Regions from separate parts of the Homo sapiens genome. Here region 1 is linked to region 2. Evidence: read pairs that join two places in POLR2A ChIA-PET (ENCODE). Cell type or tissue: PC-9. All regions are shown on one strand. Links, peaks and the distances in the headings refer to the core of each region. The heading gives the core; the rest is flanking DNA.

Evidence for each region. ChIA-PET counts read pairs that join two places held together with the same protein. Peaks named below come from ENCODE experiments on the same cell type or tissue, not always from the same donor. Only the 100,000 strongest peaks of a DNase experiment are listed, where the experiment ranks them.
Region 1: POLR2A ChIA-PET joins it to region 2 with 6 read pairs; 1 of 35 experiments calls an interaction of 5 or more read pairs at or near these places.

The regions. Positions count from the first base shown.
Region 1 is chr3:124,623,137-124,631,891 of GRCh38, forward strand. The region is part of intron 34 of KALRN (kalirin RhoGEF kinase); the gene reads left to right. Among named protein-coding and RNA genes, the nearest start is that of UMPS, 100 kb to the right of the region's middle. In PC-9, for the core only: no CTCF peak of the experiment used is centred there; a DNase peak (open chromatin) is centred at 4,665.
Region 2 is chr3:125,125,025-125,133,779 of GRCh38, forward strand. All of the region lies in intron 6 of SLC12A8 (solute carrier family 12 member 8), which reads right to left. Among named protein-coding and RNA genes, the nearest start is that of MIR5092, 22 kb to the right of the region's middle. In PC-9, for the core only: no CTCF peak of the experiment used is centred there; DNase peaks (open chromatin) are centred at 967, 4,137 and 4,707; H3K27ac peaks cover 4,120 bases.

The DNA.
Region 1 (8,755 bases), core at 569-8,568, 500 kb before region 2:
TTTCTTTCCTTTTCTTTTCTTTGCTTTGCTTTTTTCTTTCATTCTGCTATGTTGCCCAGGCTGGTCTCAAACTCCTGGGCTCAAGCAATCCTCCTGCCTCGGATTGCTGGGATTACAATCCCAAAGTGCTGGGATTACAGGTGTGAGCCGGTGCGCCTGGCCTATGCAGGTACCTTTTATTTGGTTACTAATTGTATTAGTCAGAGTTCTCTAGAGGGACAACAGAACTAATAGGAGATATATATATATATATATTTATTTATACACACACACACACACACACACACACACAAAAGGGAGTTTATTAACTCACATGATCGCAAGGTCCCACAATAGGTTGTCTACAAGCTGAGAAGCAAGGAGAGCCAGTCCAAGTCCCAAAACTGAAGAACGTGGAGTCCAATATTTGAGGATAGGAAGCATCCAGCACTGGAGAAAGATGTAAGCTGGGAGGCTAGGCCTGTCTAGTCTTTTCACGTTTTATCTGCCTGCTTTATATTCTAACTGCGCTGGCAGCTGATTAGATGGTGCCCACCCAGAGTAAGGGTGGGTCTGCCTTCCCCAGCCCACTGACTCAAATGTTAACACCCTCACAGACACACCCAGGATCAATACTTTGCATCCTTCAATCCAATCAGGTTGATACTCAATATTAACCATCACACTAATGAAAGGCTACCTAAGTAGAAGAAGGACAATGTTTGACACAGACAATGGACTGGTTAGGATATGTTCAGTGCACAAGCTCTCCTAGGCTTTATTCTGATTTTTGTCTTCAGTTGAAGCAGGTAGCACTTATGTGTGTTGCATGGAAACATGCTAAAACAGTCGCCGTCTATCTGAGGTTTCACTTTCCACAGTTTCAGTTACCCACAGTCAACTGAGGTCTGAAAATATTAAATGAAAAATTTCAGAAATAAACAGTTCATAAGTTATAAATTGCACACTGTTCTGAGTAGTGTGATGAAATGTCACACCATCCTACTCCGTCCTGCCCAGGATGTGAATCTGAATCATTCCTTTGTCCAGCATCTCCATGCTGTATATGCTACCTGCCCATTAGTCACTTAGTAGCTGCCTCAGTTATCGGATCAATTGTCCTGGCATTGCAGTGCTTGCGTTCAAGTTACCCGTATTTTACTAAATGATGGCTCCCAAAGCGCAAGAGTAGTGATGCTGGCATATTGTTATTGTTGTCCAATTTCATTATTAGTTGTTGTTGTTAATCTCTTAAGGCCTAATTTATAAATTAAACTTTATCATAGGTACACATGTATAGAAAAAAACATATATAGGGTTTGATACCATCTGTAGTTTCAGGCATCCACTGGGGATCTTGGACTGCATCCCTTCCCTCATGGATAAGGGGGAGATTACTGTACTGTGATTAAAATACCTGAAATCATGGAGTTGTTGCCCCAAGGCTTAGGCTAATAACATCAACGTGCTTATTCTAACCCCCAAGATGGTATCTGAGACCATAATCTCAACAGTTGTTCAATTACCTCCTCATAGAGTCCTTCAGAGGCTCCCATTCTGAGGGATACCCCTGTAGATAGATAGAAGGAGGCAGGTGTCATCTTCAGGGAATAACCTGTGCTGCTTAAACTTCCAAATGGTGAGGGAGGGGGAAAATTGCCTGATAGCCAAAGGATGAGGCTACCTTATTCTAGGAAGAGATTGCAGGCATTGGTCTTAGGAGTGGTTAAAGAGCTATCATTACTTACTGGAGATAGGGAGAATCTATTACCAGGTGGCAACTGGTAGTATTAGGTTTTTCTTTTGCTTTCATGAGACACAGAACTTTGAAGCTAAAACTTTTGACGCTTAACATATCGAGACTAGCCTGTAGAAGAACACACAGATAGAATGAATGAATACACAGAAAAAAGTCAGTCATGGAATTAGGGGAGGTTTTTATGGTTTTATTAATTTTTATTTAACAAATGCTTCTCTGGGTCTAGACATTGTTCTAAACACTTTTCAAATATTAACTTCTTAATCCTAGGAGCAACCTTATGAGATAGGTTCTAATATTCCCTACTGATGAGGAAACCAAGATACAGAGATACAGAAACCAAGGTAACCTGCCCAGAGTCATAACAGTGCCCAGTGGTGGAGCCAGACAGTTCCACCTGGAGATTTATGCTTTAGAGTAAAAGCAGTGCTGTTCAGTGTGTGACCACAGACAGCCAAGGTCTTTGAACTAAGTCCAATCCACAGTGAGATGAGCCCAGAAAATGAGTGTTTTGACAGTTCCACAACATCCAAGAGTGTGATGTATTTCATAAAAGTATTGGTCTGGCCAGGTATGATGGCTCATGCCTGTAATCCTAGCGCTTTGAAGGCTGAGGCAGGAGGATCCCTTGAGCTCAGGAGTTCGAAACCAGCCCGGACAACATCATGAGACCCCATCTCTATCTTCTTCCAAAAAAAAAAAAGTACTGGTCCAAAATAGATTGGAAACAAGTAAAACTGATTCTTTACCACAGACAGTTTGGGAAGCACTGCCTAGAAGAATTCTCACACTCATGCAAATGGATTTGTACAATTATATATCTATTTATCTCTATATCCCCATATGCCCAAATGTTCATTAGGAAAATATATTACAAAATTATGATGTAGCCTATGAAAGAATATTATTCAACAATTAACATGAGGCTGGGCACGGTGGCTCACACCTATAATCCCAGCACTTTGGGAGGCTGAGGTGGCCAGATCACCTGAGGTCAGGAGTTTGAGACCAGCCTGGCCAATGTGGTGAAACACCATCTCTACTAAAAATACAAAAATTAGCAGGGTGTGGTGGTGCATGCCTGTAATCCCAGCTACACCAGAGGTTGAGGCAGGAGAATCATTTGAACTTGGGAGGCAGAGGTTGCAGTGAGCTGAGATCGCGCCATTGCACACCAGCTTAGGCAACAGAGTAAGACTCTGTCTCAAAGAAAAAAAAAATTAACATGAATGAACTAGATCTACATGTATGAACATGAATAAATCTCAAATAATTTTGAATAAATGAAGTTGCAAAGTAATACCTACATTATGATAATTATATAAACTATAAAACACAAAATAATACTATATTCACATAAAAGTAAATGTTTAACAACATGGATAAGAAAGATGCACACTAGCTTCAGAAGAGAATTTAACTTTGATGAGGGCAATTAGAGAGTAGGATTGCAACTGGGCAACATAAAAGGCTTCAACTATATCTGTAATCTTTTATTTTTAAAAAACTTGGAGTAAATATGGAAAAATGTTTACACTATATCTAGGTGATGAGTACATAGATGTCAATTTTTTTCTATATTTTTCTGTATTTTAAAACTATTTCATGATAAAATTCGCTTCAGAAAATTTTTTTTAATTATAGAAAGCCAACTGTACATACCAGAACATTAGGGGCTCTTTATTATTTGCAGTGTCCAGGGATCCATTTGTCTTCCCATTTACTTAATGCCAGTCATTGGTCTTTGGGCAGTTTCTAAAGCTTCTTTGCTAAAGAGGAAGCATTGGTTCAGAGCCCTAGAATAGGCCTAGGGATGCCTAGATGCTGGTACTAGTTTTGTTACTGATTTGTGACAAGTGGTTTTCCACATATAAACCTTTAAGCAACTTGATGCTCCCTTCTATAATAATGGTAAAGATGAAAGGAACACATGGAATGAACTTGGATGTAGAGATAAGATTAAATACATGTGTGGTGGAGTCAGATCTGGGTTTAAGTCTTGCCTTTGCCAGTCACTATGAGCCTCAGTTTCCTAAAACAGTCTCATTTTCTGTTTCCTAAGGTGGGAATCCTAATAAATAACACCTGCCTGGACTTGGGATGATTTGACGAGAGAACGATATTATTGTTGTAGTTATTCCAAATCTGTCACTTAGCTGTTTTATCTAGAAAGATAGTAAAATAAGTTCTCTAGCAGCTAATGGCAGCCATTTTCCAAAAAAGATGGGATGAGCATAACATGCCAATCCCTCTGAAGAAGCGATTAACTAAGTAGATGTTTCTAATCTAAATGATGCCACATTCCTTTATAACCAGACATTTAAAGTGTCTTGGAAATGGTCTTATCCCAAGTCAGGACACCCACTAGGTGATGAATTACATTGCTTCCAGCTCTGAGATTCCCATAACTTGGGCCATGGTTGCATGGCTCCAGTTGCTTGCATGGAACAAACTTGAAACAACAAAATAGAGATTACTTTTGGTTTTTAATTTGTACTTTATACTCTTGCCATTAATTTTCACAGAAAGCAAAGAAGCAGAAGTAAATGACAACAGGGGAAGAGGAATGGTCATTCAAAATGTGCATTTGTGAATCTCAAAACCAGGCCATGATGTACCATGGAACAGAAATCTTAGGCAGTCATCTGTCTCGCCTGGTAACGCAAGGCACAGTTAATGTGGCCGGACTTCTAGTTCTGCTGACACGACATGTGCTGATAATAAGTCTTGAAGGCTTGGATTCAGTAGAGCCACATGGCATCACAGGGGTCTAGTGAATGAAAAGCTTCTGCAAACTTATCAGCAGAAAGATAGCAGAGAGGCCCTGCTTCTATTACCAGTGTTCTGAAGATGTTTATCACCCAGCCTTCTGAGAACAGTAGTTTGACCCATACCAAACACTTCAGAAACAATGTCAACACACCCAAGACCACAGCCAGCAAGGAATTTTCTGAGATAAGATTACAGCTTTTTCCTTAAAGAGATGCCAACCAAGTTAGTCGAGCTCCTAATATTCCCTGAGTATAGCAACGCTGTGAGTTATCCTTCATACCAGAGAATTTTAGAAGCTCAATTTTTATGCTTCCAAATACAAATATTCTGCTGCTGTTTTCCAAGTTATGCACAAAACTCAAGCAATATCCAAGAAAGTTCCAGCAGGGTCAAGGCTCAGAAAGCCTGAGATTTGTGCCCATGAGACCAGCCAGTTGTAGCCACCGGAGACAGCTGTCTATTGGCAAAAGCATCCATTCACCTTTCCTTCCATCCTCCCTCCCTCCCTCCCTCCCTTCCTTCCTTCCCTCCCTCCCTCCTTCATTCCCTCCCTCCCCCCCTCCTTCCTTCCCTCCCTCCCTCCTTCCTTCCCTCCCTCCCTTCTTCTTTCCTTCCCTCCTTCCCTCCTTCCTTCCTTCCCTCCCTCCCTCCTTCATTCCCTCCCTCCCCCCTCCTTCCTTCCCTCCCTCCCTCCTTCCTTCCCTCCCTCCCTTCTTCTTTCCTTCCCTCCTTCCCTCCTTCCTTCCTTCCTTCCCTCCCTCCCTCCTTCACTCCCTCCTTCCTTCCCTCCCTCCCTTCCTCCTCCTTTCCCCTCCTTCCCTTCCTTCCCTTCCTTCCCTTCCCTCCCTTCCCTTCCTTCCCTTCCTTCCCTTCCTTTCCTTCCTTCCTTCCTTTCTTTCCTTTTCTTTCTTTTCTTTTCTTTTCATTTCTTTTCTTCTCATTTCTTTTCTTCTTTCTCTTGCTCTGTTGACCAGGCTAAAGTGCAGTGGTGTGATCTCAGCTTACTGCAACCTCTGCCTCCTAGGCTCAAACTGTTCTCATGCCTCAGCCTCCCAAGTAGCTAGGATTTTAGTCATGTGCCACCACACCTGGCTAATTTTTTTTTTTTTTTTTTTTTTTTTTTTGTAGAGACGGAGTCTTGCCATGATGGCCAGGCTGGTCCTAAACTCCTGGCCTCAAGTGATCTGGCCACTTCTGCCTCCCAAAATGCTGGGATTACATGCATGAGCCACCATGCCCAGCCATATCCTTTCACCCTATTTCAGGATTTTATTTCTTCTCTATTGGCTGCATGTAGGCCAGAGGGCCTCCCAGGTAGATTAGACCTCTAGTCTAGGTCTAGGGCAAAGTCATTATAGGAAAAGGTGACTCAGTCTTCGAGTAGGTATGAAAAGCCACTGTAATAATTTGTTTAAATACCTAGTCCTGTGTTTGATTTAAATATCAGTATGCAAACCGGCACTGTCAGGGGGCCTATGTGCGGGTGAGGTAGAGCTGGTCAGGTATTCTCCCAAGATCATGGTGATGATGAGAAGCATCAGCATACACAGAGACAACTCACCTTTGATTTGTTCAGATGCTAATGGTATCACTTCTTGCTTTGAAGTGTCTCACGTTCATTTCTTTATATTCCCTGTGCACAGCCCTAGTGTGGTTTTCTGGGCTCTAATTCCTCCTTCGCAGGGCTGTGCTGTATATAGTTGCCAAGATTCGTTAAAAACAAAGCAGTAACAACAACAACAAAAAAAACTCTTTTTATCATGTCATTTCCCAGTAGTCTCATAATAAAGTTTATACTCCTCTGGTTTATTATTGAATGTCCTCACAAATTTTTCTATCCAGGTTCTCTTTCTCCACTAATCTTTATTTCATCCAAAGGATCTATTACTGGCTGTTAACTTATTTTTCATTTTTCCTGCCTCTGTGCTTTTGTTCCTGCTGTTTCTCCCTTTTGGAATTCCTTCACCCTTCTATTCAGATACAGCTCTTCCATTAAATCTTTTCAGATCAATCCCGCCTACACTGATCTCACCCTCCTCTGAACTCTGCTTACTTGTCAGCTAAAGTCCATACCAGCCCTCTGGCAATTAATCACATACAGCCTTGTGAATTTATCTTTATTTTGCATGCTTAATCTTGCTTTTTCATTTTTTCTCTCTCTCTCTCTGTCTCTCTCTCTCTCTGCTTCTCTCTATTGTGTATGGATATCTATGTATAGCTAGGTAAGAGGTCTGCGAAAATAAAAATCTGTCTTATATATCTTTATAATACATGACCTAATCAGTGCTCCATGACATAATTATTACTTAGGAATTTTCACTGAGGATCTTGATTTGCATGCTGATGCTCCTGTGCAACTTTCGAATGCCCAGCTTTCTCAATACTGGTAGAAACAAGCACTGAGAACTAGGAAGACATCTGAAGTGGACTTAAAGGGCTTTCTTTTGAATAACTCAAAACTATTCTCTAAAGCCAAGGTAGGTAGATGCTAATGCTGATCTCCTCCGAGTTTAATGAGTATTCAGAAATCAAGGATTTAGGGAAAATTAAATAAAGTTTGCTCAATGTGGTTTTCCTGCATGCCCACATCTGCCACATGCCTGTTCTAGCCTCTCTATTCTTCCATGGCAGCGTGGCTTTCCCTGGACTTGCTCTTCCTCAAACCTCATCCCTAACCCCATATTCAGAGGGAGCCTAGAGAACTGGGCGGGTGTAGACATGAAAGGCCCAGTAGTGTTTGTTTGTTTGTTTGTTTGTTTGTTTGTTTTGAGATGGAGTCTCCCTCTGTCACCCAGGCTGGAGTGCAGTGGTGCGATCTTGGCTCACTGCAACCTCCGCCTCCTGGGTTCAAGTGATTCTCCTGCCTCAGCCTCCTGGGTAGCTGGGATTGCAGGCATGAGGCACCACACCCGGCTCCAGTAGTGTAGTTTAGTGCTCAAGTCTGGCTGTCTGCAGTTCAGATTTCACCTTGCCCCTATGAGCTGTATGTCCTTAAGCAAGTTAACTCTTTAAGTCTGCAGTTTCTTCTTCTGTAAAATGAGGATAATGACAGAACCTACCTCATAGAGTTATACGGAGAATGAAATGATAGTCCACATAAAATGTTTAGGCTATTGCAAGCATATACGATTGAAAATAGTCAATATATGGCATACAGCTTACAAACAATATGCTGAGATTTAAAAAACAAAACAAAACAAAACAAACTCTTGTTCTCCAATCACTGTGCCTTTAAAACAGTACAAGAATTCTCTATACTCTGTCTTGTTTCTCACACCCATGCTCTTGCATCCTCTCTAATTAGGCCATGGCCCCCTCCATTCCACTACAGCTGCTTTTTTCAAAGTCACCAATGATCTCCATGTTGCTCAGTTTTAAGACTTAATTCTTAGGTCAACTCTCCTGACCTATCAGGCAGCATTTGACACGCCGATTTCTCCCTTTGTAAGACATTTTCCACGTGCAGCCTCCAGAACACCCCACCCTCCTGGTTTTACTCCTACCTCACTGGCTACTTTCTTGTCCTCTCGTCTTCCTGCTTCTGGCTTAGTCTTTGGACTTTGTCTTTATCCATACCCATGCCTCTCGCTGATCTCACCCAGCTTCATGGCTTCCAACCCCATCTCTCCTCTGACAACTCTGCAATTATCTCCAGCTCACCAGCACTTTCTCCCCTGAGCTCCAGACTTGAAGGCAAGCTGCTATTCAATTTCTCCACTCAGGTATCTAATGGGCATCTCAAAGATGTCTAAACCTAAACTCCTATATTTCCTCCCTGAGTCCTGTTCCTCCTATATTCTTCCACATCTCAGGAACCCCATCCTAACCTCAGACCCAAAACCTGAGATACCCTTGACTCTTTTTTCATATCCCATACACACATAGTCTGTCAGCAATTCATATTGGCCCTTCCAGCAAAACATCTCCAGAATCTGATCACTTCTAACAACCACTAGGACCACCCTACTTCTAAACCACCAACATCCCTCACCTGGAATAGTGCAGTGGCCTCCCAACCAGTTTCCCTATTTCCACTTGCCCTCAATATAGAAACCAGAATGACCTTTAAAAATATAAGCCAGATTGAATCACTCTGGCTCAGAATCTTCCAGTGGGTTTTCACTCCAGGTAAAAGCCAGAGGCATAGCACTGGCTTACCACATGCTTGTTGACCCAGCTCCCAGTAGCTTTTCTGACTTCCTTTCTTACTGATCCCCCCGGCTTACTCCACCAAGGCCACCCCAG
Region 2 (8,755 bases), core at 191-8,190:
CTATTGTAGTGCCTATAATATGCTAATATTCATTGTCCATCTCTAAGAAGAGAAATACAGCACACAGTTTCGCAAAACTTATTTGGCATTGAACCCTTTTTTTTTTTTTTAAAGAAATGAAAACTTTCTTCATTATTAAAGTTCCACAGAGCACAGTTTGGGAAACACTCAGTGCCCATTTTATAATTACTATTTGGTCTCGACACTTTTCTTGGCGGGCTTCCAAAAATTGTTTAAATTTGGCTATTTAGGACTGGATGGAGTGGCTCATGCCTGTAATCCCAGCACTTTGGGAGGCTAAGGTGGGTGGATCACCTGAGGTCAGGAGTTGGAGACCAGCCTGACCAACATTGTGAAACCCCGCGTCTACTAAAAATACAAAAAATTAGCCAGGCATGGTGGCACGCACCTGTAGTCCCAGCTACTTGGGAGGCTGAGGCAGGAAAATCGCTTGAATCTGGGAGGCGTAGGTTGCAATGAGCCAAGATCACGCCACTGCACTTCAGCCTGGGTGACAGAGCAAGACTCCGTCTCAAAAACAATAAAAATAAAAAATAAAACAGTTATTTAGAATCATGATTCTTAAATCTAGGTGATACCCTAGCGATCATCTACTCCAACCTTTTATTTCACAGATGAGGCAACGGAGGCCCAAAGAAGGGAAGCCATTTGATTCAAGTGTTCCAAGCTAATTGCTAACAGAACCAGCACTAACCCTCAAGTTTCCTGATTCCAAGTCAGTGTTGTTTCCACTACATCACATAGCCTCTCCATTTCTTCCTAACACCCCTGCTCTTTGTAGATTTCCCCTTCTGAAATAGTAATTGCATGATTAATGTGGGGTTACATACCCACAAGAAGGCTGAGCTTATCAGTTATAATCGGCGCGATGCATTGGTTTCGCCACAGGCACTTGCATCACCAGCTCCTAATCTCTAGACAGTGCTGGATTGATGGCATTTCTGGGTTTTAAACGCCAATTCCAGGAAGCAGTTAATTGCTTTACCCAAAAACATTTTTTCTCCCTGCATCACAACGATGATCTGTCTGGTCTGCACACTGTTACCATGTGACTTAGGTAAACAGCTTCCTTAATATGGGGAAAGCCTTCTGGCTTGGTCTTCCACCCCAGTCCTGGGGCCTTCAGGCACATATTTATGGTCTCAGTTTTGATATGCAAGTCTGAAGGTGTCAGCCATCACTTGACCAGCTTAGGTTTATGAGGCTACACCTCGAGTGGCATCCGTAGCCACCTAGACATTGACATCACACCTACAGTTTCGATGGATGGCACCAGGTGAACAGGGGACTTGGGGTCAGCGCCTACTTCCAGTGTCTGGTCTCACAGAAGACATAGAGGGCCAGAAAATGAATCAACCCCTTATAGCTCTCAAAAATATATCCTTGGGTAAAATAACCAGTGTAAATGTCAATGACCACTTACCAACATTTGCAAGTGGGTAGGTCATCTCTTTTCTTCCCTGCCCCCTGAATCACCCAGTGGCACACATTGATCAAAGTCCTTACTTATCACCAATTACCACAAGCCCGTTTCCCACCCCAATTCCCTTTTCTGTTCCTGAAAATGAAGATTAGTAGGAAAAGAAAATCCCAACAGTTTTTCTAGGCTTTTCAGGTTCCTGTTAGTTCATAAAGGACTACTTACTCTTTCTCAAGGAACTTCCAAGATTCCTCCTGGGGACTTTTCAATCCAAATCTGTGTCCTCAGAAACTCTTCAACTTTTTCTTTCCATTTATAGCTTAATCGTTTCTCTGCTGCCTGTTTTCTAAGTTCATAACTTTATTTTTCTTTCTTATGAAGGTAGACTACACATGCACTAACGTGCCCAAGTCTCATCTGCTGCCTTTTTTTTTTTAACTGAAAAAAGGGATCTATTACTGTTTGGTGGCAATGTGGCTCTGAGCCCTGCTTTCCTCACCTGTAAATGGGGATTATACTGTTTGCTTTGCAGGACTGTGGTGAAGTTGGAACAGATATTCATAAGCACCTAGCACAGTGGCTGGCACCTTGTAGGTGCTAAATAAATGCTCACCCAGGAGAGATGGGCTCTGCTCCTTACTCAGAAATCCCTCAGATTCCTAAAGACTGGTCTGCCTCTCTTTACCTTCCTTCTGATTTCCAAACCCCATTCCTTTCCCATACCTGGCTTGTTGGTTGGTTTGTTCAGCTGTTCCTGCAGAAATCTCTAAACCTGTCTTGCTCTGTTCTTGGAGCAAAACTTGTGAGTTTCCCTCCCTCTCAATGTTTTAGAGATGCTGCTGGGACAGACAGTGTCAAATAATGCAACTTTCCAACTCCAGGACCCAGGCAAGATTTATTGGCTTCTGGATGAGGGGCGGCACCAACATTATGTGTTCTCTCTTTATGGGAAGCAACGGGGTTTACCGCTTACTGGCTGGGAGATGTTGGGGAAATAACCTCTCTAAATCTTTGTTTCCTCATCTGTAAAATGGGTAAATAATAGAACCTGTGGGAGGATCTAGGTTCCATGCGGCCTGAAATTTTTTTGAAAGTACAAAATTATGAATATAAAATTAGGAACAAGGCTTTGGAAGGAGCTCACGCAAGTGAGGGACCTTGAAGCCCAGGCTTCAACCACTTCATGGCAGCCCTGTGTCTGATGGAACCAGTCAGGCTGTGGAGAAGTTTAAACAGAAAACTATACATAAAGTGCTTAGTGGCTGACATAATAGGTTATTGTAATGATAATAAGTATTGTCGATATTTATAATTGTTTTGATAAAAACTGTTGATATGTATAATTATTTTGATAAAACAATTATAAATTAATTCCATAAATAAAATTACAAAAAATAGACATGTATAATAATTATAAAACTTTTTTTTTTGAGACGGAATATCACTTTGTCGCCAGATTGGAGTGCAGTGGTGTGATCTTGGCTCACTGCAACCTCCACCTCCCGGGCTCAAGTGATTCTCCTGCCTCAGCCTCCAGAGTAGCTGGGACTACAGGCATGTACCATGCTTGGCTAATTTTTGTATTTTTAGTAGAGACAGGGTTTCACCATGTTGGCCAGGATGGTCTTGATCTCTTGACCTCGTGATCTGCCCGCCAACCTCCCAAAGTGCTGGGATTACAGGCATGAGCCACCGTGCCCGGCCTAAGCTTATTTTTATTTTTTTTTTTTTTTGAGACGGAGTCTCGCTCTGTCGCCCAGGCTGGAGTGCAGTGGCGGGATCTCGGCTCACTGCAAGCTCCGCCTCCCGGGTTCACGCCATTCTCCTGCCTCAGCCTCCCAAGTAGCTGGGACTACAGGCGCCCGCCACTACGCCCGGCTAATTTTTTGTATTTTTAGTAGAGACGGGGTTTCACCGTTTTAGCCGGGATGGTCTCGATCTCCTGACCTCGTGATCCGCCCGCCTCGGCCTCCCAAAGTGCTGGGATTACAGGCGTGAGCCACCGCGCCCGGCCTTTTTTTTTTTTTTTTTTAAGACAGGGTCTCACTCTGACACCCAGGCTGGAGTGCAGTGATGCAATCTTGGCTCACCGCAACCTCTGCCTCCCAGGTTCAAGCAATTTTCCTGCCTCAGCCTCCCGAGTAGCTGGGACTACAGGCTTGAGCCACTGCACCCAGCCAAAGCTTCCTTCTTGTCTCCTGTTTCTGCCCATAAGTCCATCAGAATGAAGGGAGTGGAGTGAGCCCCCATCTTCAGACTGTCCCTACTTGGGGCTCTCTAGTCCTTAAACATGGGAACCCCATTCTGATCCAGCAGGTTCTTGTCCTCTCACTCACAAGACACATAACTTGTGAGGAGACCCAGGGGACGCCTAGGAGGGGGGAATGGGGGAAGTAGGCCAGAGGAGGGGTGAGCACTAACAGCCGGGCTGAGGGGCCTGGAGACAGCCAGCCAATTGGAGGGCCCAGCAAATTCCCAGAGCTTCCCAGGGTGTGTACATGAGCAGGAGAGAGGAGTCAGGCCCAGGGAGGTCAAAGGGCATCACAGAAATAGCTGGGTTCTTGAAAAGGAAGGTGACTGTGGACATTTCAGTAAAGGCTGTAGGTTTCCTACCACATTTTTTCGTGCTGGGTGTGGTCAACCACAGGCCCATGTGTTGGCTGTGGCCAAAGAGGCCCTTATCCCTTCCAGTAAGAGTTTAGAATCTGGGAACAAGGGTTACAGGACTTCACATGACTGATATTCTTTTCAGTGAATTTCCATTTCCTAGTTCCTCTGTGAATCGTGTTCCTGGATCCCTGGAGTGGCTGCATCCACATGGTATGTGTGAAACCCTGGAGAGGAGATGTCTGCTTCTCAGGGAAAGTTTGGTAGTGGAGCTTGGAGAAGGAATGCACTTTGAGAAGGAATGCACTTTAAGAAGCAAAGCAAGTACAGCATCCACTCCAAGCTCCCCCCACTCCACCCCTGCAGCCACCAGCACAGGGTGTAATGGAGAAGAGTGCAGTGAGGGGGCAGGGGGACAGCTTCCTAAATCCAGAGGAGCACCAGACCGAATCTCCAGCCGCTCTTCCCAGGAAGCTGCCTGCCCTTGGGATAAAATATCTGAAGTAACTTAACCATCATATCTCTGTCAGGAGGATGGGGGGCTGGGGACAGAAGGGTTTGTTCATCAAAACTCTCTCCTCGCCACAGTCTGGAGGTTCTCTTGTTCCAGAAGAGGATGGTGTTGGAGGGAACCCCAGCCATGACTCACTCGGAGCTAATCCTTAGCAAATCTATCACCATGGAAACTGCCAATCATCCATGCTTTTCATAGCTTAACCGAACATCTGCCAGGAGACAGCAAGTCATACAAACCATTCGTCCTGCCTATTGTGTTTACAATTGGGGCCCTGAAAAACAGAGACAGAGACACGGAGGGCAGCTCTCCACAGCAGGGTGACGGCCCAACTCTGGCCACTAATCAGCTTCGTGACCTCTGTCGGGTCCTTCATAAGCTCCTCTGCACCCCTCCTCCCCAGCTGGTAAAATAAAGGATCAGATCAATGATTCTTCACCTCAGTTGGGCCAATGAGAGTGAGAGGGACAGGAAAGCAGGTCCCCTAAGAGGGGTGGGGCAGAGAGGCCTGTGTAGTTACAATCTATGCGCTATTATCATTTTACATTTGAAAGCTTTCAAAATAATACTCATAATTTAAATCACAGAAAATAAATCTTGACTCATCGTCTTAGGTAGCTATAGCTTTTTCAGCGGAAGGACAACGACACTCCATCTCTGAGCCAGAATGTCCAGTGTCTGTGAGGCTTTTAGTATCATTATCAAAAGTGAATATAGGCCAGGCATGGTGGCTCATGCCTCTAATCCCAGCACTTTTGGAGGTGGGAGGTCGAGGCGGGTGGATCACTTGAGGTCAAGAGTTCGAGACCACCCTGGACAACATGGCAAAACTCCATCTCTACTAAAAATACAAAAATTAGCCAGGCATAGTGGCATGCTGTTGTAATCCCAGCTACTCAGGAAGCTGAAGCACGAGAATCTCTTCAACCAGAGAGGCAGAGGTTGTAGTGAGCTGAGATCACACCACTGCACTCCAGCCTGGGTGACAGAGCGAGACCCTGTCTTAAAAAAAAGAAAAAGAAAAAGAAAAAGAAAAAGAAATACGGATTAAAAAGACAAAAGCTTGGGAGTTGGACTAGCTGATCTCACATGTGAGTCCAGCTCATACTCTGGGCTACTGGGTGGCACCTTCAAGCCTCAGGCTGCTGCTAACTCCTGCCTGGAGGGAGAAGCTGGAGGGGAGGCTCACCGCCCCCTTCCCCCACTCACACCAGGCATCCTCTCTCTTAGGAAAGCCAGCCGTGGGAGCAGAGTGGAGGGGCACATCAGGGCCACATTGCCAAGACAAACCCCTGGTGCACCTGAGGACGCCCGAGACATTCCCTGCACAGTGTGACCAGGCAAAGAGGCCTTCTGCCCTGCCTCTAGGGTAAATGCTAACCTGGTATCTTGGCCCAGGGGTCTTCACTCAGTGGGGACACTGCCAGGCTCCAGAGAACACTCAGATGGTTTTCAATTTGTGTGTGGAAGGAAAGAGGAAGAGAGGCTGGGAAACATCATCAGATGTTAACTTTGTTTAATTCCCTCTGTTTTTCCCTTTTCCTTTTCTGTCCATTCAGGAGGAAGCTGACCTATATTCTCTTGTCTTGTGGGAGACAAGAGGCAGAGAGGAAGCAGAATTTGCCTGTGCACTGTTTTGGCTTCTGTTTCTCAAAAGCCTAGGTCCTTAGAAGATTTTGGAGGGAAACAGAAAAGAAACAGCAGAATCGCTGGGGAAAACATGAGGCGACAAGGAGAAAAACTATCACACAGTTTGTGGGGCCACATAAAAATACAAATGCAGAATCAAAAATTATTAAGATTTTTTTTTTATTTTTTGAGACAGAGTCTTGCTCTGTCACCCAGGCTGGAGTGCAGTGGCACGATTTCAGCGCACTGCAATCTCTGCCTCCCAGGTTCAAGTGATTTTTCTGCCTCAGCCTCCCTGAGTAGCTGGGATTACAGGCATGCCCTACCACACCTGGCTAATTTTTGTATTTTTAGTAGAGATGGGGTTTCACCATGTTGGCCAGGCTGGTCTCAAACTCCCGGGCTCAAGTGATCTGCCCACGTCATCCTCCCAAAGTGCTGGGATTACAGGCGTGAGCCACCAGGCCGGGCCCAAGAATTTTAGTAACAGCAAAGCCTTAAAACAAGCATGAGTCCCTTCTCAGGGTGGGGACAGTGTAAATGCATAGGTCACACACCCAGAAAGCTGGCCCTGGACAGGAGTGTCCCCATATTTGACAGAAGATTGGTTCTGGAGTCGGGGGCAGGGAGAGAGAGAGGCTGTTCCCAGGTTCTGGGGAAATGAGGACCTGGAACCCCCACCCCGCCAACTCCCTGGCAGTACTGGTGGGGAGCCGGTAAGACCCCCAGAAGGAAAGGTTTGGGGAGTACATAGACCCTAAGCATAGGGTTCCCAATCTCAGATTTCCAGTCCTTGAACGTGGCTCAGAGGCAGCACAAACCTGAAAGGCCCTATGGACAGGACAATGGGAAGGCCTGGTTCTGTTTACAGATAAGGAATTGCAGAGCCCCCCAAACATGTCTGGGTACTGTTTAAAACCCTAAGCCCCTGGAGCTGGTGCAGAGCATGGCAGGAGCAGGTGGAGGCATGCTGAATTACTGCTCTTACTTTTAAGCCATCCTGGCAGAATGAAGGCTTAGAGTCGGAGACTGACTCTTTTTGTTTTATAAAAATGAAAGCGACGCACTATTTCTGGCAAATCTGGATTTGTAGACCAGGATTCGACCTGCCACTTCCAAGCCCTAGTTCCAGGCTCATTTCCATGGCCGAGCCTTAAGAAAAGTCAGGCAGGAAGCTGACACAGTGATACAAGTGATAGATGAAGCTGGGACCAGAGTGGTCAGGTGGTAGACATAAGGAGAAGTAGAGAGAATCTAGCAACTCTTAGGAGGTAAAATTGACAAGACTTAGAGGGCACTGGAAAGAAAGAGGGAGGTCTGATCACTGGCATAAGCATTTGGCTGGGTGGAGGTGCCATTTACTGACATCAGGAGTACAGGAGGAGGACAAGTTGAGGGGTAGGTGAGATGGGTTTGGTTCAAACTTGTTCGGTCCAAGATACCCAAGAGAAGATGTCACATGGACAACTGAATGTATGATGTGAAGCTTGGAAGAGAAGTCTGGGCTGGAAGTGTAAATTTTGGAGTCACCAGTTTTGAGGGTGGTTATTCAACAATAAGCATGGATGAGACTCCAAGGAAAATAGTTGAGAAAGAGATGTGAGGGCCTAGGAATAGCTTGAAGATCCCCAACATTGGACAGGCAGGTGGAGGGGATGCACCTATAAAGGCAAGTCAGAGAGTAGGAGGGAGCTGAGAAGCCTGCATCGTGGAAGGCAAGAGAAATGCAAGGGGAAGTGGGTTGTTGCTGAGAGTTAAATAAAGTGAGAGACTAAAAATGCACGCTGCATTTAGTAACAAGGAAGTCACTGGTGAAAGAGCCATGTCATTGCAGAGACAGGCTTGCAATTCCCAAAGGAGAGACTGGGAGAGTTGAGTAGGGGATACAAGAATGGACATGGGGAGCCATGTTGTTTGGCTTTGAAGAGGAGAGGGAAAGGCTATTGCTATAAGGAAAAGTGGGATTGAGGAAAATCAATTAAAGATGATTAAAGTTATTGTCTTTTTCATTTTAACAGCTTTATTGAGGTATAACTAACATTCTATAAGATGTACATGTTTAAAGTGTAACAACTTGAAAAGCTTTGCTATATGAATATACCCATAAAACCATCACTATAATCAGGAATACACACACACACACACACGCACACACACACACACAATTTTTTTTTTGATACAGGGTCTCACTCTGTCACTCAGGCTGGAGTATCATGGCGTGACCAAAGCTCACTGTAGCCTTGACCTCCCAGGATCAAGCAGTCCTCCTGTCACCCACCTCCCACCCCTAAGTAGCTGAGAATCACTACAAGTGATTCTCCTGCCTCAGCCTCCCGAGTTGCTGGGACTACAGGTGCATGCCACCACGCCCAGCTAATTTTTGTATTTTTAGTAGAGATGGGGTTTCACCATGTTGGCCAGGCTGGTCTCAAACTCCTGACCTCAGGTGATCCGGCTGCCTCAGCCTCCCAAAGTTCTGAGATTGTAGGCATGAGCCACTGCGCCCGGCCAAAGCTAACTTTTTAATCATGTTTTGTAGAGACCACAGGGTCTCACTATGTTGC